Regions from separate parts of the Homo sapiens genome. Here region 2 is linked to region 1. Evidence: chromatin loops called from intact Hi-C (ENCODE). Cell type or tissue: K562. All regions are shown on one strand. Links, peaks and the distances in the headings refer to the core of each region. The heading gives the core; the rest is flanking DNA. Region 1 has its middle 90 kb from the start of IPMK. Region 2 has its middle 88 kb from the start of SLC16A9.

Region 1 (16,501 bases), core at 3,693-11,692:
AAACAACAAAATACTTAAGAATTCTACAAGTCTACAGAATAAAAGGAAGAGCTTTGTTTCAAAGATTCCCATCTTTATGAATCCAGTCTACATTTCCAGATTCTTTTCTCAAAAATTCTCTTCCCAATGCAGCCAGTTTTTCAGTGTAACTATCCATTCATTCTGCACAGTCTTCAGGTTTTCACCTGAATCCTTTGATGCTGCTGGGCACACCAGGTGAAACTTCCTGAAAACATTTCTTCTTGTTAAAATTTCATCCTTCCTTTTATAATTGCAAACCCACTAAACAAACACATGATGGGCACACTGGGAGACAGAGAAATAATAACTAAAACTAAGCTCCCCTCTCAAAATAAGAATGCTCTCTCTGAACACTAAAATAATTGAAAAAAATCTAATCAAGCCAAAATATAAATGTAATCAATTTCTGTATCACTTGACAAAGACCAAAATAAGTATATTTAATTGCTCATCAAAATAAATGCAAAACACATTATTCTATTTATTTTGTTTTTTCTTGAGACATCACTTTATTGCCCAGGCTGGGGTGAAGTCATATGATTATTGCTCACCGCAGCCTCAAATTCCTCAGCTCAAGTGATCCTCACCTCAGCCTCCTGAGTAGCTAGGACTATAGGTGCGAGCCATTGTGCCCACCTAATTTTTTTATTTTTTATAGAGACAGGGATATCACCATGCTGCCGAGTTTGGTCTCAAACTTCTGAGCTCAAGCAATCTTCCTGCCTCTGCCTCCCAAAGTGCTGAGATTACAGGAATGAGCCACTGTGCCCGGCTTAAAAAGCGTTATTCTAAAAAGAACAACTACAGTGAGAGATTTATAACATAATCTCCTCAAAACTAATAGGACAAGCAGATAATAATAAATGAAGATATCAAATACTTGAACAATTAGTATTGGATATATGAAATTTATTTAAACATTAGGTTGGTATGGAAAAATACCTAATGTAAATGATGAGTTGATGGGTGCAGCAAACCAACATGGTACATGTATACCTATGTATCAAGCCTGCAAGTTGTGCACATGTACCCTAGAACTTAAAGTATAATAAATACATATATATGTTAGGTTGGTGCAAAAGTAATTGCTATTTTTGCCCACTATTAAAGTTTAATATTAATTAAATTTCATATATCCAATTACTTTTAATGGCAAAAACCACAATTACTTTTGCACCATCCTAACATATTAGATATAGTAGATGATACACCTTTTGAATATACATGCAACATATATAAGAATGAACTATTTCAAGCCTTTACAATAATCTCAATAAATTCCAAATGACCAATATGTACTTCAAACTATTACTCAGACTATTATACAATAAGTTTATAAATTAATACCAAAAATATAGCTATTGAGATGTAACAAATGTTTGAGAACTAAATAATATATGACCAAACAATCCATGGGCTAAGAGAAAAAAAAAAAAAACCTTAAAGAACATTAAGATCTATTTATAACTGAATGCAAACAAAACCCAGTTTATGTAAAATTTAGTTTGACATAGCTAAGGCAGCACTTGGGAAATTTATTGTTTACATGGACTCACTAGGAATTAAGAAAGGTTAAAAATAAACATCTTTATTATTTCTCTCCTTCTTGCTTCTTTAGCTGTGTCTTATTACTTTTTTTCAACTCATTGAGTTGAATGCTGCACTTGAATGACCTGTAAACATATGAAAAAAGATGCTCAGCCTAATTAATATTCAGAGATTAGCAAATGAAAGCCATGAGATACAAGGCTGGTGTGTTACATGCATATGCATAGTCCAAGATAACTCAGTATCATATTTGCATTCCAGCTATCAGGAAAGAAAAAAAGTTAGGAAATGGAGGGGAAAGGCAAACCCCTTCCTTTTAAAAGGGTGTGGCCTGAAAGATGCAACATTAACATTCTCATTGACCAGAACTTGGTCATGACTACACCAAGCTTTCTGAGGATCCGGGAAATGTATACTTTATTGAAGGCTTCCATGTACCAAGATGAAAACTGGGGTTTCTATTACTGCAGAAGAAAAAAAGAATAGACATTGAATAGATAGCCAGCATACTCTAGCATGGGAGACACACTGAAGTAAATTTTTTTAACTCTCAGACTTTGATGGGGAAATCCAGCCCCTTTTTAATGTTCTCAGATCGTTCATTTGGGTGTGGAAAGTTATCTGCTGCTCAAGATTTGAAAAAAATCTTGAAAATTTGAAAAATTTTTTCAAAAAAAAATTTGAAAAATAGGCCAAAACTAGGCTTGGAAAGAAAAAAAGTATGCATGCAAATATTTTTTCAGGAAAGTTGTGTTTATTCAGTCCAACATTTAATTACTTGAAGTTTTTTCAGCCTTCACCTTTTATGGAGCTTTTGAAGCAATGCTATCTGGGATGTTATTAAGCAGAACTGCTAGATAGTTCAAACCCTGAGGACTGATGGCAGCCAACGACTTATAGTGAAAATCAGACTACCTTTCATTTCTGTTTATGATATGCCATGATTTACTAATAGTTTTATATTATCAATTATTTTCACATGAAAAGGACTATAAACCTTTTTGAACGCACTGACAAGGATTTGTAATACCTCTTTGGTATCAAGAACACCATCTCTGGAAACCAAATGGGCATTTGACAAGCCAATCAATTATTTAATGGAATGCAGAGGAGAATATTTGGGGGGGAATAATTGACTCCTCCGAGTGGATTTGAAATGGTATAGTTTCTTTTCACAGAAGGCTTCTAGTTACTTTTCAAGAAACAGAATAACCTGGTGTTATCAATGTATAAAAGCTTAATTTTTTAATTCAGAAATATTTTAGCCTCCAGGCTTCCCGGCAGAATCTTGAAATGTTGTTGAACACTGAAAGAGTTAAGAGACCTGTTGACACTTATTACTGGAGTGAACAGAAATGAAATATCATTTTCTATTATACTGCTTGTCTCCTCTTCCCCATACCGTACAAGAAAATGTAGAAACAAAAGTAAAATCTGTTGAAAATTTACATTTGTTTGGAAAAAAAATGTATTAAAGAGGAGATTACAGGAATTGGCAATATCATCTTTTTACTGGAGGGCTACTGCCTGCCTGCCAGCATCAATGCCCAGTACCAGTCAAGCAACTTACCATATTTTAGGGATGGATCTAATTATAGCCAGCGGAAATTAGCTACTTTCAGATGGCACATTCACTTTCCTGTGTCCTGCATTTTATAATGTGCTTTTCCTGTCATTTGTCCCTTTGTCTAATTCAGAAGTCTTAGGAGACATTTAGCAGGAATGTAAGAGTCCTGAAGATACCAGACATGCAAAAAATGATAACAGGAACTATAATCACCAATTGTGGGCAATGATGATAAATTGTGTCCCACAAAAATTTATGTTCAACCAGCAACTCAAGTAAAAGAGGGCAAGATTGAGGAAGAAGCTGAAATACAGGTAGCTGTGCTCAGGAAACAAAAGCTAAAATTTTTAAAATTCAGTTTTTCTGTGAGCAAATACTTTTCTGCAAGAAAAGAAATGGGATAAAGGGCATACAGGTGCTTTGAAAAAAGAATTTCAGAATGATTTGGCACTTTAATCTATGTGACTGTATAATTTGATTTAAAAGCAAGCATTAAACAATTAAAAAGCTAAAATACAATTTATTTTCAAGCTCTAACTTCCAGTACCTGTAAACATGATCTTATTTTAAAACAGTCTCTTTGCAGATGTAATCAAATTAAGATGAGCTCATACTGGATGAGGGTGGGCCTTAAATTCAATAACTTGTGTCCTTATAAGGAAAGGAAAATTTAGAGACAAAGAGACACAGACATACATAGAGGGGGAAAGGCCAAATAAAGACAGAGGCAGAGATGGGAGTCAGACAGGTATAAACCAATGTATTAGTCAATTCTCATGCTGCTAATAAAGACATTCCCGAGACTGAGTACTTTATAAAGGAAAGAGGTTTAATTGACTCACAGTTCAGCATGGCTGGGAGGCCTCAGGAAACTAACAATGGCAGAAGGAGAAGCAAACACATCCTTCTTCACATTATGGCAGGAAGGAGAATGAGTGCCCAGTGAAGGGGAACTCCCATTATAAAACCATGAGATCTCATGAGAACTAACTCACTATCACGAGAACAGGATGGGGAAACCTGATTCAGTTATCTCCACCTGGTTCCTCCCAGGACACATGGGGATTATGGGAACTGCAATTCAAGATGAGATTTGGGCGGGAACACAGCCAAACCATATCAACCAAAGAACACCAAGGAATGCTGGGAGTTACCAGAAGCTAGGAAGAGGCAAAGGAAGGAGTCTTTGAGTCTCTGAAAGCTCAAGGAGGCTTCAAAGTGTACATGGCCCTGCCAGCACCTTGATTTAGAGCTTCTAGCCTCCAGAACTATGAGAAAATAAATTTCTACTGTTTTAAGCCACTCAGTTTGTAGTAATTTGGTTCAGCAGTCCTAGGAAATGAACATAGGTGGAAATGATATTTCTGGCTCAAAATTTTCCACTACGTCATCAGGAGTTAGTTGCAGACACTCGACCCTCAGGGATAGGAAAAATCTGGCACTGGTTATTTGACTTAAAGGTAGTAAGAACTATGTTAATGCTCAGAAACTAGACTTTAGCAGCCCATAGCATGCTGTGGTGAATTATCTAATTAAATGAATTCCTATGGTCACCTGGAATAAACTGACCTTTAAAAGAGATTTAGGGAAGCTGAGCTATTCTCCGACCTTAGACTAGTATGAAAAACTGAAGGAATTCAATATTGCGGAGTAGCAACTTCTAACAAAACCAGAAAGTTAAACAGACAAAAGCTCAAATGCTTAAATTCTCTGAACCATGATGAACTAAAGGCTTTCTATTATTATTTAGCACTAAAGCTAAGATAATTGGAGATTGAATTTCTTCCAAGGTCTGAGGTCACAGTTTCATGATTTCTTACATGACAGTTATAGCATTGGTCACAAAGGAGTGGGACAGAATTTAGAAGATTTGGACTACACCAAGACTCCAACTCCCTATGAACCTCCTCAGACAAATGGATCAGCCCTCTCTACCCTGTCCTGGTGAGGCTGTGCTACCTTCTTAAAGACACTGTCTCTCTCTTACCTGAGTAAATCGCTTTTCCAGAGGAAGCCACTTCTCAATTCTCATCTTCAGTCTTGCCCCCCACCCCCACCACTCCTCACAGTATTTAGATATTAACCATAGGAAGATACAGTATATGCTAGTAGACTAAACCCAAGAAGAAAATTCCTTGCAGGGTGTTACTTAAATTTTAGGAAGGATACCATACCATGGTGGTTAAAACACTGGAATCCAATGGCCTGAATTCAAATTCCCCCTGTGACACTTACTGTGTGACCTTTGTCAAGGTTTTTTTTACATATTTTTGCCTTAATTTCCTCATCTGTAAAATTCAAATAATAACAGTTTTATCCCTTAGGGTTTTTGTAATAATTAAAATGAATCTATATATATAACATGCTTAGAACAGCTGGCATACACTAAGCGCTACGTAAGTCGTGGCTATTCGTGCACATTAAACTCTAGAATACAATGCACTCAGGCTCCACCCAGCAATCATCCCTTAGTGTAGTTAGACTCTGGCCTTTTCTGCTATGGAGGCTCCATGCTGCAGTGTTCCACACCTCTGGATAACTGCCATTCTCAGCACAGTCAATCTGCACATCTTCTATGCTGAGCAGGTGCACACCGCCAAGGAAACAAAGACAATAACAAAGCCATATGTGCTAATACCAGATTCAACTTACTTAATCTGCAACATGAAAAAGTAGAATTATATAGTAACATCAAAACAGTGAGGCCCAGGATACAGCCGCTTCTTTTTATAAAACTACCATTTATTGAGGGCCTTCAGTTACAGAAACTGTGTGCTTCCCACTTTACAAGATATCGTGGATTGATGTCCGCTCAAATGTTTATGTCCCCTCATATTTCACATGTTGAACCCTAACCTCTAGTGTGATGCTATTTGGAAATAGCGTCTTTGGGAGCTAATTAGGGGCCCTCGTGATAATGGAATTTGTGTCCTTATAGAAAGAGACCAGAGAGTTTGCTCTATAAAGCTTTCTTCACCATTCTCCCTCACCCTTATGCGAGGACACAGGGAGTAGGTGGCGGTCATGTGCAAGCCAGGAAAAGAGCCCTCACCAGAATTCAACTATGCTGGCAACCTTACCTTGGACTTCCAGCCCCCAGAACTGTGAGAAAATAAATTTATATTGTTTAAGCCACCTAGACTACAATGCTTTTTATGGCAGCCCAAGCTAAGACATGGACATTTTCCTTTGTCCTCACAAGAGTGCAGGAGACCCAGTCCTTGCCCTCAGTGAACTTTCAGTTTACTGATTAGGTACTGATACCAAGGTGATTAGGCACAGAGATAGGGAAGTACACCAAGGATAGCTTGAGGAAAGGAATATATAAAGTACCCCCTCAGCACACACCTACAATTCTCTGCCAAATACAAGGGGGTTGTTTCTTGCTTGATGACAGCAACCAATGCACTTTGAAAACAATGTCAAGCAGGTTTCTTCCCACCCCTTTCCTAGCAAGTTCTTAGGAATTATGCTTCTCTCTCTCTTCCTCCTCCTCCTTCTCCTCCTCCTCCATAATTTCCTCCACTTTTGCCCTTGCCTGCTTCAAAATTCTTGGAAGAGGTTGGACCAGCATTCACCAGTATCCTGAGGTTTCAAAGCAATCATGTCCTAGTATGGTGGTTTCAGAACCAAGGACAGCACTGTGTCTATCTCTCCCAAAGTTCTGTAATCCACACCTATGGGAGTGGTGTGATTAGATTTCCCCCAAAGTCACAGTTAAGACAGATCTTTCATATGCCATCCTAAGAAAATAATATTAATGTAAAGTAATAGTAGTAATGCCTAATGTTTATTGAGTGTTTAATATATGCTATATGTTTATCATTTCATTTAATTCTCATAACAACCCTATAAAGTAGATTTTTTTATTATCCCCATTTGACAGTTGAGAAACAAACTCAGGAGGACATCAAGTGGTTTGCTCAAGGTCACGTGGATAGTAAGAATCAGAACCAGAAGTGGAATCCAAATTAGGCATTTACTACTATTATTCTATTTGACATGACTTCTTATATAACTGTACTTGCTGAAATTATTCTTTCTCTGAATAGTTTTTCCATCATAAAGCACTGTTTTCCAGGAACACTATCAGAATTATGTGCATTTCACCATATGAACCTTACACAATATGACTTCATTACTCATGGGACATTGAGCTTCCATGAAGCCAGATAACATTAGCAGAGACTCCTGCAAGGAATTACATGGCGAGGCTGAGAGAAGACATTCCCAATTAATCATTGCCTTCCACCTTAACCATTGAACTACCAGCCCCAAGAACTGTGAGAAAGTGAATTTGTATTGTTTAAGCCACCCAGTCTATATAACACTTAATTATGGCAGCTCAAGCTAACCATAAGACATAGACATTTTCCTTTGTCCTCAGCCTGTGAGTGATGGAGAGTTACTGTCACCAATAGGAAGGAAACGAGAAGGGCAAATAATATTCATGGAAAATTGCTGTTTTGCAAGGACCTTGGTAGGCATTTTTGCAATATTTTAAAATTTTATATTGAATTTCTAAATACAACTTATTATAGTTTTTTTCAATTATATATACACACTCCAGCGAAAAAATAAAACCAAAAGGAAAACCTCACTTATTTTCCAGTACTCAGAGATAACTATTCTTTCTGTTTTGTGTATTTCTCCACAGTCTTTACTTTCTACAATTATTTTCAGCAAGTAGGGGAGTGAGTAGACCATCCAATGATAAACTAAGTATTTATCTGCTAAACATACTGGGACTCCAAGTAAACTCTCATTTGAAGAAAGGATATCATTTGTTTTTAAAACTAAAGTTTTTAAAATTTATCTAGTAAATATTTTGGATAAGCTTGTGGATATTTTGAAGTTAACTTTCGATTATAAACCAGAAATATTAGTAGCTAATTTGTAATCCCATGGAAGAGAAATGTCTGAGTATTGGATTTCAAAAATTCCAAAATCAACTCGCTATCTACTTATACACCACTAGGTGGTACTAGGTGATTTTTCTTTTCTCTTTAAGTCAGATAATTGTGTGTGTTTTCTGCTCTTAACACTCCTTAAAAGGTGAAATTGAAGGAAATTTGGGAAGTGCTAGAAAAGTTCTAAAATTGGATTGTGGTGATGGCTTCTAAATTTAAATCACAAATTTACTAATATGTCTTGAATGACATTTCAGTGAAGCTGTAAAAATTTTAAAAAAAGCTAAAACTTTTTCATATGTGGTTTATCTTGAGAATCCATATGCTTTTTCTGTATATTTAAAAGAAAGCAAGAAATCTGCTTAGCGACAAGTTGAAAATTTTTAATTCATTTATATAATCTGGACATGCTTCCACCATTGTACTTTTACTTCTTTAATTTGCATACTTTCAGAATTGTCTTACATCAGAAAATTGCCTAATATTGCAGGTACCTAATTAACCAATATAATTAAGTATTTATTTAAAACCTTTTTATATAGTACTCTCAAACAGAAACAATTTGATTTTTGGTATTGCCTTTCAATAGCTTCTTCACCACGCAGAGTATCTCTATGAAATGCAAGAGTCCATAAACCCACATCTTTAACTTTTAACTTGGATGGTATTTTCAGCATTTAATTTGATTAAAGACGGGGTTTTTTTCCACAGTGATATACATGGCACAACATATTATCACTAACACAGGTATCCCTTGTTAAGGAAATTACAGAATTGGGAAGTAAGCAAATCTAGTGCCGTAGTTAAATCCCTTGGCCTCTTAGATCTGCATTGAACTCATTCTAAGCTCTGTGAGCTTGGGCAGTGTTCAGGAGTTGGAAGCTGTTTAACCTCCCCAGGCCTTTTCCTCATCTGTAAATTTGGAATAAAACTTTCTCATAGAGATTGTATGAGGATTAGATAGGTTTGACATCAGTAACATAGAGGAAGAAAAATGTTACTGAAACTGTGCTTGCCAAAAGTGGCTATCATAATTCATTTTTGTAAAATTAAACCTCTGTTCTTTACAGACATTGTTGAGAAACAGGGGAACACAACTGAGACTGGAAGGCTTTGCCAGTGATGTTAAGCTTAAGATCTGAAGTAGGTAGATGGCTTGTTGTTTTTAATAAAGACATTAAGGACTCGGATATAGTAACTGTTAAAAATTCCAGGAGGGAGAGATGTAGGCACTAAAGGGTAGTTTAAGACACAGATGTTTAACATTCTATTTCAATTTGTTTGTGTTATTGCAATGCAACCAAGTTTATCATTCCCAAGCCTTCCTTTAATCCTGCTGCACAAACAAAGTCTCTGTGTGATTAGTGTGAGAGGAAATCAAAGAAAAGGAGCTGAGTCCCACCCTGGCTTGTTATGGAGCAGAAAAAGCAGCTGCAGAATTAAACAAGATCAAGGGCTGTTGTCCAGGCAGTGATGTGATCATAGCTCGCTGTAACCTCCAACTCCTGGGCTTAAGTGATCCTCCCATCTCAGCCTCACAAGTATTTGGGACTATAGGCCTGAGTCATCATGCCTGGCTGGTTTTTAAAAATTTTTTATAGAGACAGGGTTTTGCTTTGCTGCCCAGGCTTGCCTCAAACTCTTGGCCTCAAGTCATTCTCCCACCTCAGCCTCCCAAAGTGCTAGGATTACAGGAGTGAGCCACTGCACCAGGCCTCAAATTTTTTTTAAGATGTGAGATAGAAGGTTGTAATCAAATGTGCATGTTTGTGTGGGGGAGGGGTGGGGGAGATGTCTTAATGTATACAGAGTTGAGCCTCACTATTTATGGATTTCATATTTGCAAATTCACCTACTTGCTAAAATTTATTTGCAGCCCCAACACAAATACTAAAAACAACAATAAATATTGACAGCATTTTATCAGTCATTTGCAGACACATACAGAACAGACACACACACACACAAAATGAGTCACCGGAGGCACGCTTTCCTAGCTGCAATCAAACAAGGTAATGTTCTGCCTTCTTGTTTCAGCTCACATAAACAAGTATCCTTTTCACAGTCTATTTACTGCCATGATTTTGCATTTTGGTACTTTTATTATTTTTATTTACTTTTTTGGTGATATTGCTGTTTAAAATGGCCCTACCAAGAGTAGTGCTGAGGTGTTGCCTAGTGTTCCTAAGTGTAGAAGGCTGTAATATGCGTGAGGAAGAAAATACACATGAAGATAAGCTTCATTCAGGCATGAGTTACAGTGCTGTTGGCTGGGTGTTCAGTGTGAATCAATCAAAAGTATATATTAACCAAGCCATCTTTAAACAGCAACACATATTAATATACTGCAATACAATTCTGATGCTAACCATCCAGTTAGCATTCAGACTCCGCAAGTTAAAGAACACAGTCCCCGCAAAGACTGCTCTTATTTCAGATGCCAATTCAGGGGTGTCCAGGCCTCCCATACTTCTGACCAACTGGTTACAAATCTGGGGGTTTCAAGGACCCCCTCAGGTTCAATAATTCACTAAAATGACTCACAGAACTCAGGAGAGTGCTACACTTATAATTACAGTATATTATAAAGGATACAAACCAGGATGAATTAAGTGAAAAGACACAAAGGGTGAGGTCTGGAAGGGCGCCCAAACATACAGCTTCCTTGCCTGCTAAAAAAGCTTCTATTCAAAAGAAAGAGAGTAGCTGTCGAAAAGCAGGGAGAACAGAACTACCTGAGAGCACAGCCAACTAGAGCCATTTATGCTCCAACACCCTTGGAACCCTCAAAAGCCCCTGCAGCTAGTGGGGAACAGGATCACAAATATTTATCCTCTAAAATTTAAAGTCACCAAAAAGACATTACCCTTCCTTCCTTCCTTCCTTCCTTCCTTCCTCCCTCTCTCTCTCTTCCTTCCTTTCTTCCTTCCTTTTTCTTTCTTTCTTTCTTCTTTCTCTTTCTTTCTTCCTTTCTTTTTTTCTCTCTCTCTCTTTCTTTCTTTCTTTCTTCTTTCCTTCTACATATAAGGAGCACCTACTCTGTCCCAAGCAGTGTTCTAGATGCTGCAGAAGCAACCAGGAACAAAAATGACAAAGCTTTTGCTCTCCTGGAGCTTCCCTTCTACAGGGGGAGAATATGGTGTGGGGGCGTGGGTTGGGACAGGGGATGAGAGAGACAGACAATAAATAAATAAGAAAAACATAATATATGTCAGATAATAATAAGTGCTGTGAAGAAACATTTGACAGTGCAAAATGCCTGAGTCATGAGGCACCGGCTGTTCTTACCCAGCAAAAAGCCTTCTAGGGCAATGATACAGGCACGGGGAACTGGAAAGCGTTGGGGAGAAGTCTATGAAGATGTGAGAGTTGAAAGTTCCAGGTAAAGGCAAGTGCAAATTCCAGGCGTAGCAGGAAGAACTGCACGAAGGGCAGTGCCAGCTTAGCCAGAGGGCTAAATATGATAGGAATGGAAGGAAATGAGATCAGAGAGGCAGCCACAGTTTCGAGAATATAAGGCTCTGGAAATCACCATAAGTATTTTGGATTTTATTCAAGTGAGATGGGACACTATTGGAGGATCTTGAGTGGGAGAGTGAAATGATTTGACTCGGATTTTAACACCCTCATTCTCACTGCTAGTGGAGAAAGAGGATAGGGTGACAAAAGGGGAAGCATGCAAGTATCTAGAAGGCCACTGGGCAACCCTGGAAAGAGATCATGGGGACTTGGACCAGGGTATTAGCACTGGAGGTGGTGAGAGGGAGTCGGACTCTGGGTGTATTTTTGAAGGTAGAACCAACAAACCTTACTAATAGAATGGATTTGGAAGAAAGAGTCAAAGATGACTCTTTTTTTTGTTTTGTTGCAGAGACAGCTGGAAAGATGGCGTTGACTCCAAAGATGGAGCTAAGGATCACCAGAAAGGAATCTGTATTTTTCTAAGACTTTTTGGTATATTTACTGCTCTCAGGTAGTAGCTAAATTACACTGTGACTATTTCTAATTACTTTGGCTGCTAAATGGCTAATGGCTTAATTCATATAAAGTACAGTGCTGGGACTAAGCTACTGTACTATGAATACTAGCTACTGTTACTACACTTTAGATCACAATTTAACTTCTAGTTACTATACCTTAGATCACAGTTTAACTTCAGTAAAATATCCGGAATAACCAGACCAAAAATTAGGATAGTTCATGAGAAAGTAACCCAATGTTTTCCGACTTGGTGACTTATCATCCATCTAAGTAAATGAAGGGTGTTCAAGTGCGTGAATACTCAGAAGAAACTAAATTTGAATACATGGATCTCTGATTTGTTCTTTTGGAATACAAGTTTAAGAGCTAGAGATTAAAATGATTAGTGGTCTGCTAAGAGATGTTGCTGGGGGAAGGACATTTAACCTTTATAAACCAGAAAATGTATTTATCTTTCAGTCATATTGTGTTCTGCTCTGTGCTTTACTGCTTAATTTTCATGAAAACAAAGTGAATGTATGTCTTAGAACAAGGACAGTTGGCAGAGCATGTGCAGGCCCTACATTGCCTATTGCTTATTTTCATAACTCTATTTAATTATAATTTACATATAACAAAATGCAACCGTTCATAAGTTTCTCAAGTCTTGACAAATAGATAACATTTGTATAACCACTGTCACAATCGTGGTAAACAATGTTGCCATCAGTGCTTTCCCAGAACCCCTCGTCTCTTCTGGAGACCACCTCTTCTATTTATCGTTAAAGATTGTTAACTCCAAGTCCCCAGTCTCTGTCCAGCCAGGGGAAACGAACCCTATGAGTTCAGTGGTTTTTCTCCTTTCGGGGAGAAGGAGGGAATTCCACCTCACAGTGACACTACCTGGTATAGTGGGAAAGAGAGGGTGGTATTAGTGACATATTTGCTGAATTTTATCTAATTCAGTCATCCTTTGGTATCTGTAGAGGATTGGTTCCAGATGGATTCCAAAATCTGTGGAGGCTCAAGTCTATGATATAAAATGGTGTGGCATTTGCATACAACCTACCCATATCTTACTGTATGCTTTAAATCATCTCTAGATTATGTATTAAATATAATACAATGCAAAACTATATAAATAGTTGTTATACTGTATTTTAAAATTTGTATTATTTCTAATTGTTGTATTGTTATTTTTGTTGGAGATTTTTCCTGAATATTTTCCATCTCTGATTGGTTGGATCTGCAAATAAGTAACCTGCAGATACATAAAGCCAACTGTATTCTTTTCCCCAAGTGCTACTAGATAAAAGTATGTCTGTCTGTCTGTCTGTCTGTCTGTCTTTGGGTGGGACTTTTCTAACTTCATACTGATGCAAATGAACAAATTGTGTACCTAAAGTGTGGCGAAATGATAGGTATAAGGAGAGAAAGACAAGTGCCCACCAGCCCTGGCCCCAAATCTTAGCTTTAACACCAACTAACTGCATGACATTAGACATGGGCCTCAGTTCCCTCATCTGTAAAATGGACAATAGTGGCTTCACGTACTGATTGGATCAGTTTGTGTTCTGGAGGGTAAGACAGGGCCTGCTTCTGCTGCAACACTCGCCATCACTGCTTCACAGGCCCGGCCCACAGGAAGGAGCTTATCCAGGCTGTGGAGCCCACAGTGTATCTCTAAGTGTCTTCTAAATCTCTTGGCCTCACCTCAACTTTGATTCCCTCGGAAAGATTCTTTTCAAAGACCCTGTTTCTTGTGATATTCTTTGTGGCACACTCCTTCGTGGCCCATTTTCATGGAATGAACACAATGAAGACAGGAAAGGAATCAAGAGTAGAAAAGGCTGAAAATGCCTGAAATAATCAATTTGCAAATTTTTATGTAGAAGAAGCTCATTTCTTCATTAAGAAAGACATTTACAGATATGAAAATACAACCTAAATTTTCTATTTTTGTTCATTTACTATTTAAGGTCTTTTTAAAAATAATGCCACTGTTTTATGAGAACGCATGGGATGATTTATTACACAAGGTCAAAGTATTTTCACCAGAGGAGAGGCCACTGAACTGCAGAAACTCTACTTGAACTTTTCTCACAATGTAATTAATACCCACTCCTAGTTTAGAAAAAATAACTAGCATGCTTTAGTGTGTTCCTAATAATGAAATACACCTAACTTGTGGCTGGAGCTTGACTCCTTTGAATTGTGGTGTGGTGCGTTTGGGTTTGTACCCAAGTTCCTGATAGTGTAGACAGAGCTGTTAAACCATTTGAGGCCCAAGCTCCTGATAGTGTAGACAGAGCTGTTAAACCATTTGAGGCCCAAGCTCTCTCATCTAGGCAATGGTGACTGTAGTGAAAATAAATTGTAGCCTAAAAATGTTTTACACACACACACAAAAAGCACTGCAAGATGAAGCTATGTGATTTTAAAATGTAAGAAGTGTAATTTCATTTGTTCATTCAATACATATGTACTAAGAATCTCAAATCATAAAAATTCATTACTTACCCATGATGTAAAAATCTTTGTGACTTTGGGTTAAGTAAATATTTCTTAGAGCCAATATCAAATGTACCATACATAATAAAGAAAAAAAAATTGATGAATTAACCTCTGCAAATTTAAAAATTTCTGCTTTTCAAAAAGAATGTCTTCTCAGTAATGAGAATGAAAGACAGTTCACAGACTGGGAGAAAATACTTGCAAATCATATCTAATAAACAACTTGTATCCAGGATGTATCATGAACTCCCAATGTGCAATAATGATACGGGCGGGAAAGTGTATAAGAAAGAGATGGTTAAAAAGTTAAACAGATACTTCCGCAACGAAGATGTACAGATGGTAAATAAACACATAAAATGACATCATTAGCCATTAGTGACATGCAAATTAAAACCACAATGAGATACTACTATACATCTATTAGAATGCCTCAAATTGAAAAAAAAAAAACTGACCATACCAGTGTTGGTGAGGATGTGGAGCAACCAGAATGGTAAAAATGTGAAATAGTGAAATCGCTATGGAAAATATTTCAGCAATTTCTTAAGACGTTAAACCACTAAATGACCCAGCCAGTGTACTTCTACGTATTTATCCAAGAAAAAGCAAAGCATATGTTCATACAAAGATTTGTACACAAAAGTTTGTAGTAGCTTTATTATGATAATAGCCAAACACCAGAAATAATCTAAATTTCTATCAACAGGTCAACAGACAAGAAAATTGTGCTCTCTCTCTCTCTCTATATATATATATATATGAATACTATTTAGTAATTAAAAAGAAATGAACTATTGATACATGAAACTATGAGAATAAATTTTAAAACAATTATTCTGAGAGCAAGAAGCCATACCAAGTAAATCAATAAATCAAAAGTATAGAAATAACAAAAATTCAAATCATTGTATGTACTTGAAAGCAGGTAAGTATTTGCTTGGGAATGGAGACAGGAAGGAGGGATGATGAGGAGGGCCTGCAAGCAGGATTACCAATGGGCATAAGGAAATTTTTACAATTGATCAATATGTTCATTTTCCTGATGGTTTCAAGGGTATATGCATATATCAAAATTATCAGATCGTACATTTTATATATGTGCAATTTATTGTGTATTATGTAATAAAGCTGTTAAAAAACAAATTGATCATATTTGCTTGTGTCTACTTCTGAACTTTCTTTTCTGTTCCATTTATCTATGTACCTATCTCCCAATACCACAGTGTCTTTGTTTTTGGTAGCTTTAGAGTGAATCTTGGAATGTGGTAGTATGAATTCTACAACTTCATTTTTTTTTTTTTTTAGACAGAGTCTCCCTCTGTCACCCAGGCTGCAGTGCAGTGCCGTGATCTCAGCTCACTGCAACCTCTGCCTCCTGGCTTCAAGCGATTTTCCTGCCTCAGCCTCATGAGTAGCTGAGACCACAGGCATGCACCACTATGCCCAGCTAATTTTTGTATTTTTAGTAAAGACAGGGTTTCACCATATTGGCCAGGATGGTCTTGAACTCCCGACGTCAGGTGATCTGCCCTCCTTGGCCTCCCAAAGTGCTGAGATTACAGGCGTGAGCCACCACACCTGGCCATACAACTTCATTCTTTTTCAAAATAGTTTTGGTTGTTTTATTCCCTTTGCCTTTCCATACATATTTTAGAGTATAGATTTTTTTTAAAGGGAAAAATATTCTGCTAGGATTCAAATCAGGATTGTTTCAAATCTATAGATCATTTTGGTAATAATTGACATCTTAAAAACTGAGTCTTTCAATCCATAACTATGCCATATCTTTAATTTATTTAGGTCTTCCTTGATTTTTTATCAGTGTTTCATGTATTGATTTTTAAAAATCATATGTGTGAAAAGATTATATTACTTATAAGTTTCAGTTCAGGATAGCAAATATGGTTTTATAAAGTAGTCATTATTGGAACCTATTAAGTCTAATAGATTTGAGAACCTGACCTAAAGAAGTGCTACA
Region 2 (8,000 bases), core at 1-8,000, 1.4 Mb after region 1:
TACAGGTTTTAGGGGAGGAAGATCACATAGATAAGTGAAACTTTCATCACATCACATTAAAGGCACATACTATTGATATGACTGTTAATGTTTACCTTGGTCAATTGGCTAAAGTAATATTTGTCAGATTTCTCCACTGTAAAGCTACTCTTCTTTTCCCCTCTCCCTTTCAATACTGTGCTCTTCAGAAGGAAGTCACTATGCACAGTCCACATTTAAGGAGTGGGAGTTATGTGCCACCTCTCCTAAGGCAATTTTACCTACATACATTTGCCTACATAAATTTTTTTGAATTCTTCCACATAGGAGATTTGTCTCTTCTTCCCCATTTATTAACTTATTCAATCATTCACTCTAATCAATATGGGCTTGTGGATATTTTTCTTACACTTTGGGTTATAATAGGATGTACTTTTACAAAGATATAAAATATTAAAATACAGTGTTCCAGAAAAACCACAAGAGCTATGATCCAAGCCCTGCCTGTGCTGCTGAAATAATCGATGTCATTTATTGGGACAATCTGTTTCCATGTCCAGCTCTGTCCCTCTGGGGATAGTTCTCCTGCTATGAAAAATAAAAAAGATTAAAAGTTAAATGCTGAGCCCAGTCTTTCTCATTCCAGCCATACCTGACTTGTGGCTTCTGTCTGCAATACTCATTTAAGAAATACTTGCAAAATGATCAGTCCATGAAACAGTGAGTCCCTAAATCTCTTAAAAGTGCTATTTGCTGTCCAATAAGGCAGTAAAGAACATTTTCCCTAGGATGTACTGTGGTTCAGACAGAAGCCCTGATTTTGCATAGAGCTCTTTCTCTTTTATTTCTTCACACACAACAATTGGAAAATTGACTTTCCCAGGAAAAAGGAGGGAGGCACATTTTTGTGCCTGTAATTGAACGTCAATGTTGAACTAAGAATCTCTCACATGACATAATAAAATTCATATCAAAGCATATTTAGATTTTTAGTTTATTGTTTAAAAAAACAAAGGTCTTTTGAACCCAAGGGAGGCATTCCCAACAAAGCACTCCTCTAAGAGAAGGTCAAGCATCGTGGGCAGGAATAGCACTGTTTTTCTGTATTCCTTCAGTACCCACGTACAATAGATGATAAATAAATACATGTGAGTTAATTAACTAATTGGAAGAACCCAGGCTCCTGCATCAGGAGGCCCACGTACCTGTCCATGACCTGGCTGTCTGTGCTGGAATCACTTTGTGATTCTGTGGCTCAGATTTTTTTTAGCAGGGGTAGGAGAGGCTGTTCATTCCAACTATCAAAAAGCAAAAACACTGCACATACTTTGTACTGGAAATTCTTAGGCTTCAAAATACGTTCCAGGAAACCGACTGAGAAAATGTCACTGCTGGGTGAAAGTAGCCAGATTGATTATAATTGTGTGACAGTCACGGAAAATAGTTACACCACCATTGCTAGAAACTTCCACAATTGCTCCTGAGATGAAAAGGGGCAGTGACAATAAAGAATAAAGCTGTTCCTCATAGCCATTTTTCTAGACCAAGCCAGATTTCAGCAAGATTAAGAATTAAACAATTTGTGTTTTTCTATTTTCTCCCCGCTTTTTATGTAATTTTTACCTTTTAAAATAAACTCTTATTACAGGAACAAAACACATGTAGTGTAGAAAATAATGAAGTAGAAGTAAGTATAGCTTTAAAAATAAAAACATCACATTTCTGCCTTGCAGAGAACACCATTGTTAACAGCTTACTGCCTGTCATTCTGTGTTGTTTTCTATGTATACGTGTACATATTATTTGTGTTTAACTGAAATGAGGTCATATACTATTTTATTGCCTATTTTTTTCAGTCATTGATCTCTATTATTTTAACTAATATCCAGACAATATTCAGATTTTCTAATTGACCCCCAAATGCCTTTTAGCTGGTTTTTTTCAAACCAATATCCCACTTAGGACAATGAGGGCATTGCACTTTTTCATTTTTCCTTTTTAGTCTGTTTTAATCTAGTTCATTCACCCAGACTTGTGAAATAGATAGTTTCAATGATCCTGGAGAACGTTCCTTCTTCGGGGTTTGGATTTGTCCTTGCTGCTGTCTTACAGTGTTGTTTAGCCATTCCTGTTCAGTCTAAAGGCTCAATGGGCTTAAGCAACATCACATCAGAAGACACATCATATCTTAGCACAAGTTGATGATGCGGAGCCTGGCCCCTGGATCAATGTGATGATGGTCTAATATCATGTTGTACTTTTACTTTGTGCAAGTTTTCCCCCTGCATCTGAGCATGTATCTGTGTGGTATAACTTTGCCACTATAGAAATGTTCCATTCTCCTTCAGCTAGCCACCTAATGATTTTTTTTTCTTTTTTTTGAGATGGAGTCTTCACTCTGTTGCCCTGGCTGGTTTGCAGTGGCCCGATCTCGGCTCACTGCAACCTCTGCCTCCCAGATTCAAGCGTTTCTCCTGCCTCAGCCTCCTGAGGATTACAGGTGCAGGCCACCATGCCCAGCTAATTTTTGTATTTTTAGTAAAGACAGGTCTTACCATGTCGGCCATGGCTGGTCTCGAACTCCTGACCTCAGATGACCCACCCACCTCGGCCTCCCAAAGTGCTGGGATTGCAATGAGCCACCGCACCTGGCCCACCTAATGATTTTTAACACAAATTGATCATGCATGCCCAGAGGAATACTCTCACTATGATTTCCAAAACCATATTTTCCTTTTTCTTCCCTTTTTTGCATATTAAAATTATCTATCTCCCTTTGAGCATCCCAACTGTTTCCAGCCACTTGTGGATTCTCAAGTTACCATATCAATGGTCTCTTGAGCCTTCCAGCTAGGATGGACACATATGAATGTATAAGCTTCCACATTGTTAGCATGAGGGAGTTAACTCTGCTCACATCTTCATGAACTATCACCCCAGTGCCTCCCTGTTTTGTAAAGACGCTACTTGAAATGTCATTCATATGTAAGGGCAACTGAGATAGGGGCATTAACTTCCTAAGTGGGATCATGATTTGGATTTTGGAAATACACATGCTTTTGTAGTGTTTTGCACATATTAATAGAAAGCATTCAAAAACTGGTCTTTTTTTTCCTTGTATGTTTTATTGTTCCCCACTCTCTGTTCCCCATCACTGCTTCACCTTCATGTTGCCATGAGATCTAGTAGGAAGGGGCTGACCCTATCTAAGTCAAGATCACTTGCTCCTATCATTTGTTCTGTTTGGCCTTCATAACCAAAGAACACATGACTATTGGAGCAACAGCTTCCTGAAATTCTTGAACTATGGATGCTGGAAATGAAAGAACATGCTTTGATTGACTTTGTCTTGTGTATCAGGCATTCTGTTAAGAACATAATTCTGAAACACCAATTTATGGGTAAAGAAAACTGAGGACAGAGATATTAAGATTCTTGCCCCATGCTTCAGACATTTAGTTGTCTATTGGCTACATTACCCCACTCCTCCCCTGCCGGCAAAGTTCACCTCTCACTCTAGAGACTAAATACGTCACAGCTAGGGCATAAGCATGTGACTCATTCAGGCCATAGTATGCAAGAACAAATCTTCAAGGGGCTTCTGAGATATGCTTCTCTTCCTCATAAAAAGGAGTGTATAAGAAACTACCTCTCCTCACTTTTTTTCCTTTTGCTTTTCATTGTGATTGTGTGAGACAGTGATGCTTGGTGCTATGGCAGCCATCTTGTTACCATAGGACAATATGTTTGATGACAAAAGCCAGCATACCGACGATGGCAGAGCAGAAAGATAGAACTTGAATACTTGCTGGCATCAATTGAAACAGAACTTGAGTATCTGATGGCATCAACTACTAGCCTCAGAATTGCCCTGAGTTCCACCTTGCTTTTACATGAGATAGTAAATATCATCCAAACATCCTAACTAACACACCTAGGAAATCAAGGAGTAAGGGTGTGAGTCCCACTGTGTTTCCTATGAAAACAGGAGTTTCAATTTCCTAGTTCTCCTTGTTTGTTTCTAGATTGTAGAATATTCAAAGGAGATTCAAAGAGACTGATGCCCCTGCCACGTTCTACCCAGCTGCCCCCAAATATGTGGCCTGATGCTTAGCTCTTCACTTATCATTGAACTAGGTCTTATTTTACAATGGTTTGGTCTGTGACTTACTGGCTGATGTTGGCCCCAAGTCCACCCCTCCATCAAGACTTGAACATGTCCTTAAGATCCAGCTCTGGGAAAGGCATCTCAAGCACTAAACCTCCTCTTCTGCCTGCAAGGGTCAATGTAAGAGCCTGGACCTAATTGCTGCCTGGTAGTCCAAGTTAAATAAAAAGTAAATGCTAGGCAAATACTCTGTCTTCAGAGCATGCTGCCTGTGTGGCAACATTTCTGCTAATAGACTCCAGCCATCAGCCATCTGTCCATCTTGATATACTGTGCATTGCAGATGAGAAGGAATGTTCCTTTCCCCTGCAGTATTGCATGTTGATATTTTCCTTCAGGGAAATACCTGAATTTCATATCACTCACCTCATTAAAATTTACCTTGCATAGAACTAATGTAATATGTACTTTTTTTTTTCTTTTGAGACAGAGTCTCACTCTGTTGCCAGACTGGAGTGAAGTGGCACAACCTCCGCCTTCTGGGTTCAAGCGATTCTCCTGCCTCAGCCTCCCGAGTAGCTGGGACTACAGGTATGCACCACCACGCCCAGCTAATTTTTGTATTTTTAGTAGAGACAGGGTTTCACCATATTGGTCAGGATGGTCTCCATCTCTTGACGTCGTGATGCACCTTGGCCTCCCAAAGTGCTTGGATTACAGGCATGAGCCACCGCGCCCAGCCAATATGTACTTTTATAATAAAAATAAAGTCACAAATAAAAGCTTAAATTGCTTCCTTAGCGGAATTATACTTTTAAGGCCTGCCATTGCCTTAACTGGAAGGAGAGATTCACACAGAACTACAGGTGCTTACGCCACCTAGTGGGAAGAAATTTTTATTTCGGAGGGTTTTTCTATGCCACTTACATCCCTTGTGCACACAGGCCCGCGCGCGCGCACACACACACACAGTCACCAGGTGTGATGGCAGCCCACGAGCCTTATCAAAAAGGTGAATGTTGGGGCCAAGAGCAGACAGGACTTCACTGTGTTGCCTCTGATCCAGGAGGCTGCATAGGCAGAAGCTGTGTCTGTTTTTACTTAATATCTGAAATTGCCGGTACACTCTGACTCTGGGAGGAAGGGGGAAGCTACAATACAGAAAACCATTAACTTTGGGGACTGAAGGAGGGGACGTAAGTTGTTTGACCCTGCTAGTTATAATCATTGTTCTTTGCCTTTATTGGAATAAGTAAATATAATCCTGTAGGTAAATGTGCATTTCTTGACATCTTGGATCTCCATTCTGCGTCAGGGGACCCCCAGCTCACTTGTCAGATGAGGAACGGTGAGTAAGGCTGAGCTCAGCCAAAAGTCATGAAATCAGAGAAACTTGTCCCCAGAACCCTGCAGTCTACCGCTTTTGGCTCTCCTTTCTCCTCTCAGTTCTAAGCCTACTGTTAAATTAAGGTTAGCCTAAAGCTGCCTCCTTACATATTTTAAGTTTGGCCTAAAGCTTTCCCCATAAATAGTAAACTGTAACCCAACTGGGTGTGTAAACAGATTGAAACCTACTCTAATACCAATCACCAAGTTTCAGCCACTCACAGGCCAGCTGTTCAAACTGTGTTCAAATAAGGCAAACGCCAAGCTGTAATCAATCTGGCTGTTTCTGTACCTCATTTCCATTTTCTGTACATACGTTTCCTCTTTCTGTCTGTAAATCATCTCGACCATGCAGCAGCATGGAGACTTTCTGAACTTGTTCTTGTTCAGGGACAACCCAATTCACAAATCGTTCTTTGCTATCTACCCAGGCAAGTCTCTTGCACACTGACCATTTTCTCCCCAGTAGTCACTATTCAAACATCCCCTCAGCTAAACCTTGGGGAAATGTCCACAACGATGGGATGAGAGCTTCGTGTGTTATTCTTCCGAAGTCTTCTCATGGGCCCAGAGCACAATGCCTTATCCCAGAAATGAAGACTGCATCGTGAAATCTCAAAACGGGAGGAGAGAGAAGGATGATTGGATCATGGCTATCCAGCTGTTCCTCAGAATGTTTGTTTGGCCTATACTGAACGCAGCGAAAACATTAATGTTACCAGAAAAGGAGCCCGATCCAGACCCCAAGAGAGGGTTCTTGGATCTCATGCAAGAAAGAATTTGGGTTGAGTCCATAAAGTGAAAGCAAGTTTATTAAGAAAGTAAAGGAATAAAAGAATGGCTTCTCCATAGCCAGAGCAGCCCCAAGGGATGTTGGTTGGCTGCTTTTATGGTTATTTCGTGATCACATGCTAAACAAGGGGTGGATTATTCATGAGTTTTCCAGAAAAAAAAGCAGGTACTTCCTGGAACTGTGGGTTCCTCCCCGTTTTACGCCCTATTGGGTAGCTTCCGGATGTTGCCATGGCATTTGTAAACTGTCATGGTGCTGGTGGGAGTGGCTTTTAGCATGCTAATGTATTAAAGTTAGCATATAATGAGCAGTGAGGATGAACAGAAGTCACTTTCATTACCCAAAAGTGGGGTTTGCCTGGCTTCTTTACTGCATCCTATTTTATCAGTAAGGTCTTTGTGACCTGTATCTTGTGATACCCATCCTGCTGACCACCTAGCTCATCCTGTGACTAAGAATGCCTAACTTCCTGAGAATGCAGCCCAGCAGGTCCCAGCCTCATTTTACCCAACCCTTATTCCAAACGGAGTCACTCAGGTTCAAATGCCTCTGATATTAACACTCCAAATAATGCCATAGAAGTGTTAGCTATTATCATCATCACCATCACCGTCATCATCAGGGCCAGGGATAGAGTCAGGCATGTGAGGCGCTCACTTTCAGAGTCAATTTTCATCCCCACCTGCCTTACCCTCTTTCCAGCACTGACTGTCATCATCAATGAAGAGTTAGTAGCTCCCAGGCCCTGTTATAAGGCTGTTATATATTATTAATTCATTTAATGAGAAGAGGAAACAGCCACAGAAATCTCACCAATAGACATTCTGCCCAAGTTACACAGTGAAAGAAGGGTAAACCTTGGATTTTAACTGGTTTAACAATAGTTACACAGGTCTTACACAGGTCTCTTAAGTTTCTGACACTTGGAGACTCAGGGACTCAAGATATTGATTTTATTCATCACTCTGAGTACAAGCACCTCTTGGCAAAAATCTGATGACATATTTTAAGTAGGAAATTGCAAGATAAAGTAGTCAATTGTTAACGGTGGTAAGTTAGTCAACTGTTGGTGGGAGTGTAAATTAGTTCAACCACTGTGGAAAGCAGTATGGTGATTCCTCAAAGAGCTAAAAGCAGAACTGCCACTCGACCCAGCAATCCCATTACCGGGTATATACCCAGAGGAATATAAAGCATTCTGCCATAAAGACACATGCACGCGAATGTTCGCCGCAGCACTATTCACAATAACAAAGACATGGAATCAACCTAAATGTTCATCAGTGACAGACAAGAAAACGTGGTTCATATACACTGTGGAATATTATGCAGCCATGAAAAATGAGATCATGTCTTTTGTGGGAACAGGATAGAGCTGGAGGCTATCATCCTTAGCAAGCAGGAATAGAAAACCAAATACCGTGTGTTCTCACATATGGGTGGGAGGTAAATAAGAAGAACTCATGAACACAAAGAAGGAAACAACAGACACTGGGGTGTTATTGAGTGGGGAGGGAGGGAGAGGAGCAGAAAAGGGAACTATTGGGTACTGAGCTTAGTACCAGGGTGATGTATTAATATGTACAACAAACCACCGTGACACACGTGTTTATCTACGTAACAAACTTTCGCAGGTACCCCATACCTAAAATAAAAATTAAAAAAAAAAAAAGAATCTGCCAGTGACCACAAGCAAATCAAACAGCCTCTCCATACCAGTAAGCAAATTGCAAA

What was found. Peaks named below come from ENCODE experiments on the same cell type or tissue, not always from the same donor. Only the 100,000 strongest peaks of a DNase experiment are listed, where the experiment ranks them.
Region 2: a loop joins it to region 1, with 8 times the contacts of the local background. A loop is called at or near these places in 2 of 110 quality-filtered maps.

The regions. Positions count from the first base shown.
Region 1 is chr10:58,169,429-58,185,929 of GRCh38, forward strand. No RefSeq gene overlaps it. Among named protein-coding and RNA genes, the nearest start is that of IPMK, 90 kb to the right of the region's middle. In K562, for the core only: a CTCF peak has its summit at 8,111 (motif pointing right); DNase peaks (open chromatin) are centred at 8,113 and 10,033.
Region 2 is chr10:59,617,545-59,625,544 of GRCh38, forward strand. No RefSeq gene overlaps it. Among named protein-coding and RNA genes, the nearest start is that of SLC16A9, 88 kb to the right of the region's middle. RefSeq lists an enhancer at 4,827-5,121. In K562, for the core only: a CTCF peak has its summit at 4,975 (motif pointing left); a DNase peak (open chromatin) is centred at 4,987.